2 separate regions of the Homo sapiens genome follow, and region 2 is linked to region 1. A link is a loop called in an ENCODE intact Hi-C map of the cell type or tissue named here. Cell type or tissue: CD14-positive monocyte. All regions are shown on one strand. Links, peaks and the distances in the headings refer to the core of each region. The heading gives the core; the rest is flanking DNA. Region 1 has its middle 5.4 kb from the start of GPR88. Region 2 overlaps CDC14A (cell division cycle 14A).

What was found. Peaks named below come from ENCODE experiments on the same cell type or tissue, not always from the same donor. Only the 100,000 strongest peaks of a DNase experiment are listed, where the experiment ranks them.
Region 2: a loop joins it to region 1, with 4 times the contacts of the local background. A loop is called at or near these places in 13 of 110 quality-filtered maps.

Annotation. Positions count from the first base shown.
Region 1 is chr1:100,542,108-100,545,026 of GRCh38, reverse strand. No RefSeq gene overlaps it. Among named protein-coding and RNA genes, the nearest start is that of GPR88, 5.4 kb to the right of the region's middle. In CD14-positive monocyte, for the core only: CTCF peaks have their summits at 941 and 1,154; a DNase peak (open chromatin) is centred at 1,166.
Region 2 is chr1:100,462,498-100,465,416 of GRCh38, reverse strand. CDC14A (cell division cycle 14A) reads right to left here. Exons shown (of 16, transcript NM_003672.4): 9 at 2,536-2,766. Among named protein-coding and RNA genes, the nearest start is that of GPR88, 74 kb to the left of the region's middle. RefSeq lists enhancers at 1,280-1,369, 2,648-2,919. In CD14-positive monocyte, for the core only: CTCF peaks have their summits at 1,317 and 1,518; DNase peaks (open chromatin) are centred at 1,266 and 1,496; H3K4me3 peaks cover 734 bases; H3K27ac peaks cover 711 bases.

The DNA.
Region 1 (2,919 bases), core at 131-2,630:
GTTGCATTAGTCAGTGCGAACAGCGCTTGGATATGACAGGTGTATAAATCACCCTCGCTGACAGCACCAACAGCATGTGACTTACAATGCTGATAATCCCACAAGGTATTACTCTGGAATATCTTTTGGTAAGATATAAGGTGGGACCTAGGATTTATTCTTGGGTCTAGTTCATTAAGAGAACAATAAACATTCAAGGGAAAGGACCAAACCTTTTTTCTTTTAAAATTACTGTCTTCAACTATAAACATGTATTAAATATACGGTATATTTCAGAGAACTGGTTACAAAAAGATAGAAGACAGTATTTGCCCTTAAAAGTCAAAGGAATTGAAAAATAAAAACAAAACAAAACCAAAAACCTTTTCCTATCTGTTTTTGAAGACAAGACATGCACATTGAGAAAGAGACAATAGGAGAAGGGGATATGTGGTCAGAACAAAGTGGTACAGGCGGTTCTTTGGAGACAGAGCTTATGGCTGTGGTGGGAGCTCTAAGGAGGAGACAGAAACTAAATGAGTCTTCTTGGAAGGCAGGATGGAGGCTAGATAAGTGATGAAAAGTTAGGACATCCCAGAAATGTCTTTGGATACACCAAGTCTCAGACACAGAACATGGGCCATGTTTCAAAGGTAGTGTATACATCAACCAGGCAACAGCCAAGGATGCAAGTATGGGAGAGATAGGTTTGGGAAGTTAGGGAATGGCCACATCATGGAGAGAATTTTACTCTTGACTTTAAAATTCTTATTTTATCCTACAGCCCAGTATTTACAACCTCATGCTCTGCAGTCAAAGACTTGAATCCCAGCCCATCCATTTAATCATTCTGTGACCGTAGGAATGTTACTTTTCTTTCTTTACTTTTCTCCTTTTTTCTTTATTTTTTTAGTTTAGTTTCACTTTTTTTAACTTGTCATTATGAAAAATTTCAAAGATACAGCACAAAAGTAGAGAAAACTGTGCAATGAATGCCTCCCCATGTACCCATCACTCCCCTTCCACAATCATCAATATCCAACCTCTTGTTTTATATAAATCCATCCTACTCCCTCCTCACCATCCTCCTCACCTATTGCACCAGGCAGGATATGATTAAGTATCTGGGCACTCTGTGTGTGGCACCTGTTTAAAAAGTCCCTGAAGATGGGAGGGGCTAGGAAAGGATGCCTCTAGAGGGCGTATGTGCAAGCTGTATTGGAAGCAGTATTGCCCTTAGAGAATGTGGGAACCCAGCCTGGGTCTCAGGCCTTAAAAGCTCTGCTTCTGCCCTTTTCTGGCTACCCTTCCCAAAGGGAAAGAAGTCCCAATGAAATGTGCCCACTCAGAGCCTGTGCCTCCCGCAACAGGAGCTGGTACTTGGAACCCAGGAATTCCATGCCCAAATGGCTCGAGGCCACTCCCAGGGGATGCTCTGGCCCCTGCTTGTGTTCCACCATTAGGTCCCAGTAGTGGCAAGGTGGCTAGTGAGGGAATGGTTGTAGGCAGAACTGGGAATTGTGGGCTGAGTCATACACCTATGTATGAGGACCCTTGAGATGTTAAAATGGAGGGGGGAAGAAAGGGTCCTCCCACCTTGTTCCTGAAGACTGAGAGCTCCATCTGGAGCTCCACTCTTGCCCAGCAACCCACAAACTTTAAGGACAGGCCTCAAAAGTAAGGGATATCTACAATTTTTCTCAGTGTTCTTGAATTTAACTTATGCTACTGATGTCTTTTGTCAAGTCAGCTCCTAGGACTACTAAAGAGCCAGATGAGCATTGTCTGAATGCTGGGAGACAGAAGAAAGGTCACACATGAGACAGTGAAGTTGACCAATGTGGTTATTATCAGAAAAACAAGCTTGCACTGCCCATTAGTTTAAAGCAAGCTGACATTCCATTGGTAAGCAGGTCTTTTCAAGGACTTTCTCTATGTGAGGATTAAAATAAGCCCCTTCCCCCTTCCTCAGCCCCACTCTATCCTCCAACTGGGTCCTCCTGAAAAAAAAACAATACCCCCATTGTAGAAATTTTCTCCCTAATTCTGAGACACAGGAAAACTTGTCTGATCTTGGAACCCTCCCTGTCTTGTTTAAAACAAAGATCACCTGTGGATGCTTTTGTGAAAAACAATTCTTGTTTATTCACATACTACAATTTGGAAGAAGGGAAGTGCTAGGGGTAATATGTAATTCTATTACATCCTAGAATTTAGCTATTTAAAATGCAAGGGGAAGAGAGGCAGGTGCTATATGTCTTAACAGGCATATATCTAAAGGGAGAAAAAAGTAGAAAAGGCAAAATAGGGAAGCCCACAACAGCAATTAGGATTTTTTTTATTCCTGAGTGGATAATACGTGGTTTCATTTAAATAAAAACATGATCTCTGTTAATTTGTAAATCCAACAACTCCAACACTCACAGCTAGTGCCCTGGTAAGCCATTTTCAGACACATCATTACTACCTTGAAATTAAAAGTGAATCAGTCCTGTGGAGTTAATTACCAGTAAATTAAGCTAAAGTAGGTCTCCCATTGGCATGGAGCCAGTATAAGATGATTCTCAGTGCTAGCCAGAAACATTGCAAGATATCAAGATACCACTTGGAAAGCTGACTTCATATGCGTGGCAGATGTTTATAGGAATAGCGGGGGAAGTCATTCACAGCCATTTACAGTGAGAAACAGAGATAAAGTTCTAATTAAAAGAAGACCTTTTTGACAGAGACTTAGAAAAGCATCCCCCCTCCAGCCCCACCCCAAAAGGAAAATTCTCAGCTCTCTGTTGTTGTAACTTATTCCCCAACACTTACAGAAAGGAAATTTTACCTATTTCTCTTTGATGCTGGTATGTGGGCCTTATTTAATTATATAAAGTAGAAATAACTGTACAAACTAAAATTAGATAAAGCCAGCAAGAAGAAGTTACTTTCATCACT
Region 2 (2,919 bases), core at 420-2,919, 80 kb after region 1:
ATCCTTATAAAAGAATCCTACGTGTGTGTGCAAGTGGAAGAAAATGAAATAACAATCTCAAAAAGATATTACCACATGTAAATGTGACTATCCTATACAAGAACTGACTTCAATGTTAAAGGTTCTGATTTAAAATAAAAACATCTACAATACAGACTGGGTACGGTGGCTCACACCTGTAATCCCCGCACTTTGGGAGGCTGAGGCAGGTGGATGACCTGAGGTCAGGAGTTCAAGACCAGCCTGGCCAACATTCTCCTGAGGTTAGGAGTTCAAGACCAGTTCTGGCCAGCAGAACCCCATCTCTACTAAAAATATAAAAAATTAGCCAGGAGTGGTGGTGGGCACCTGTAATTCCAGATACTTGGGAGGCTGAGGCAGGAGAATTGATTGAACCTGGGAGGCAGAGGCTGCAGTGAGCTGAGATCGCACCATTGCACTCCAGCCTGGGTGACAGAGCGAGACTCTTTGTCTCAAAAAAAAAAAAAAAGAAAAGAAAAGAAAAGAAATTTGCAATATAAAATAAATACATATATTTTTTAAAAGGTAAACATTCACAGGTCAAGGATATAGAGAAAATATCTGTAATAAGAATGTTTAACACCAGAGAGTTTTCTTTGCACAAGGTCTCTCAGGTGAGAAATACTATCAAGAAACACACTGAGTTTTAATGAAAGCTTTGCAGTTCTTCTCCTTTGAATGTGTCAATCCAAGATACGGATGGCTAATCCACAGATAAACTCTACGACGTAGTAATAATAAAACTACTTGAACTAAGAAATAAGGCCAAATTAATCTCAGGAAAAAATACAATTTTTATGGCACAAAACTAAAGTTTGAAAGAGAAGATAGGATTATCTCCTGCTAAACGTTGATATAAACGTTCCCATTAGCTCTCAAGTTCTATTGCTGTTTAAAATACGTGACATGTGGGCTTTTTCTTGGACCTGGGCAATACTGAACAAAATGCAATGGAAAAGCAAACAGGGTGCAAATGAATCACATGGGGACAAGCCAACACACTGGCACCCCACTGTGGCCTGAAAGCAGCACCCACAAATGAGCCAGCAAGTGACACCTTCCTAACAGACTCCACGCCAGAGACAAGATATCCCACAAAGCCAGGGCCCATCCTGCTAGCTAATGGGGAGGGTGGGGAGGGAGAGCTCTGCCCACCCAGGAGGAGGGAGCCTGGCATGGGGAGCCCTGCTCCAAACCCAGGCCACGTGCTGCTCATTTCCATCTCTCTGGGTCTCTGGGAAACCGCAGCTTCCCATTTTTGCTCACATGTTCACAAAGTACCTCCACCTACTCAAATCTTAAACATAGAAACAAGGGCCTACAAAACGGCATTTTAATTTCTGTCAGAACCAAAGCCATACTCGTCTGAATAAGTCAGTTACAGCAGCACTAGGCACATGAAAAGAACAGCACCCTCCCCAACACCTACTAGATGATTAGCATAAAATGAGAGGGAAACCGGGTCTAGACCCAAAACCATAAGCACAGCACCACCCAGCGACACTAGGAGGAGCTGCACATGAGGAACTCGAGGCTCCAGCCCAGGGCGGCCCTAGTGATTTCTCCTCGCTGAAATCAAAGACCCAGTAAAATATCTGGAATATTTCCAGTATTATCCATACCGAAAGATCTGGAATGGAGTGGATTTTAAGCCTCCTCGAAGTCAAACAAGCTTAGAGCAAATGGCATGTCATATTTTCTGAGTAGCTGACATGGGGTTGCCAGATAAAATACAGAATGCATGTTCCCTGCAATATTTGGGACATATTTATACTTTTTGTTTTAAAAGTATTCATTGTTTATCTAACTTTCAAATTTAATTAGGCAGCCTGTATTTTTATTTGCTAAATCTGGCAATCCTAAACCTTCTATAGTCTGAACAATTCCTGCCCCAAAGTATCCACCCCCAGAGATCAGAGATTTTTGCAAAACAAACTCTTTAAGTTTATTCCATGAGGCAGCATCACATCAGCAGCATTGTAAGCTAGCGGATTGCCCCTAGCAACAGGCATGGAAGACGCTCTGCTCCATGAAGCCAAAGACTAGGAGGGGAGGGAAAAGCAGAGACTGGAATGGGGGTCCAGATAACTGGGTCATAAAACAGAACCACGACAGTGCAAGAGGATGGAGAAGAGATGGGCAATTCTGAAAAAAAACAAAGGAGAGAGGAAAACTAACAACCCTTGTCTCTTGAGAATTTTACCTGTTTAAAGGTGTTCCTGCAGCCTAAAGACACTGCTACTGTGTTTCCCCTCATTGTGGCACGTGGGCCTGGAAAGGTAAGGTCTGAAAAACTGGCATATCAAGAAAGCCACACCACCACCAATTGTCCACACCCAAGCAATCGTTTCTTTAAGAAGGGGTTATTAAAATGAGTTTGTGTCCCAGTTGTCTGAAATTTAAAACCTCATTGTTTTTCTAAGACACTAAACAGGTTTTGTTTTATGTTATTTGCTCTTCCTTGGCCCGCCCCTTCGATAAGCACAGCCACCACCACCGAGGCCTTGCACACACCTTTGCAGTGAACGGCGATGGCCCCTTCGGTGTTCTCACAGATGTTCAGGAACCTTCGCACGATGTTGTCACTGGGTGTGCTGCCATCTATGAAGAAGAGGTCATAGTGCTCGAAGCCAGCGTCTGTGAAGCGCTTTGCCTCATAAATCTTTTTGTTTAGCCTCACAACTGCAGTCACATTATGCTTTTTGAAATAAGGAAAGTAGGCTTCAGGGGCGTGAAGAGGATAACCTAAAGGAACAAAGGAGCAGTAAGCAAAAGGCATGCATTTCATCTTCCACAACCCAGAAATACAAAACTCTCAACAATGAAGTGTATAAATCTCAACAAAGCTTGGGAGGAAAGTGTGTTGTGTGAGAGAAGAGGTCACAGCAAGCTCCTACA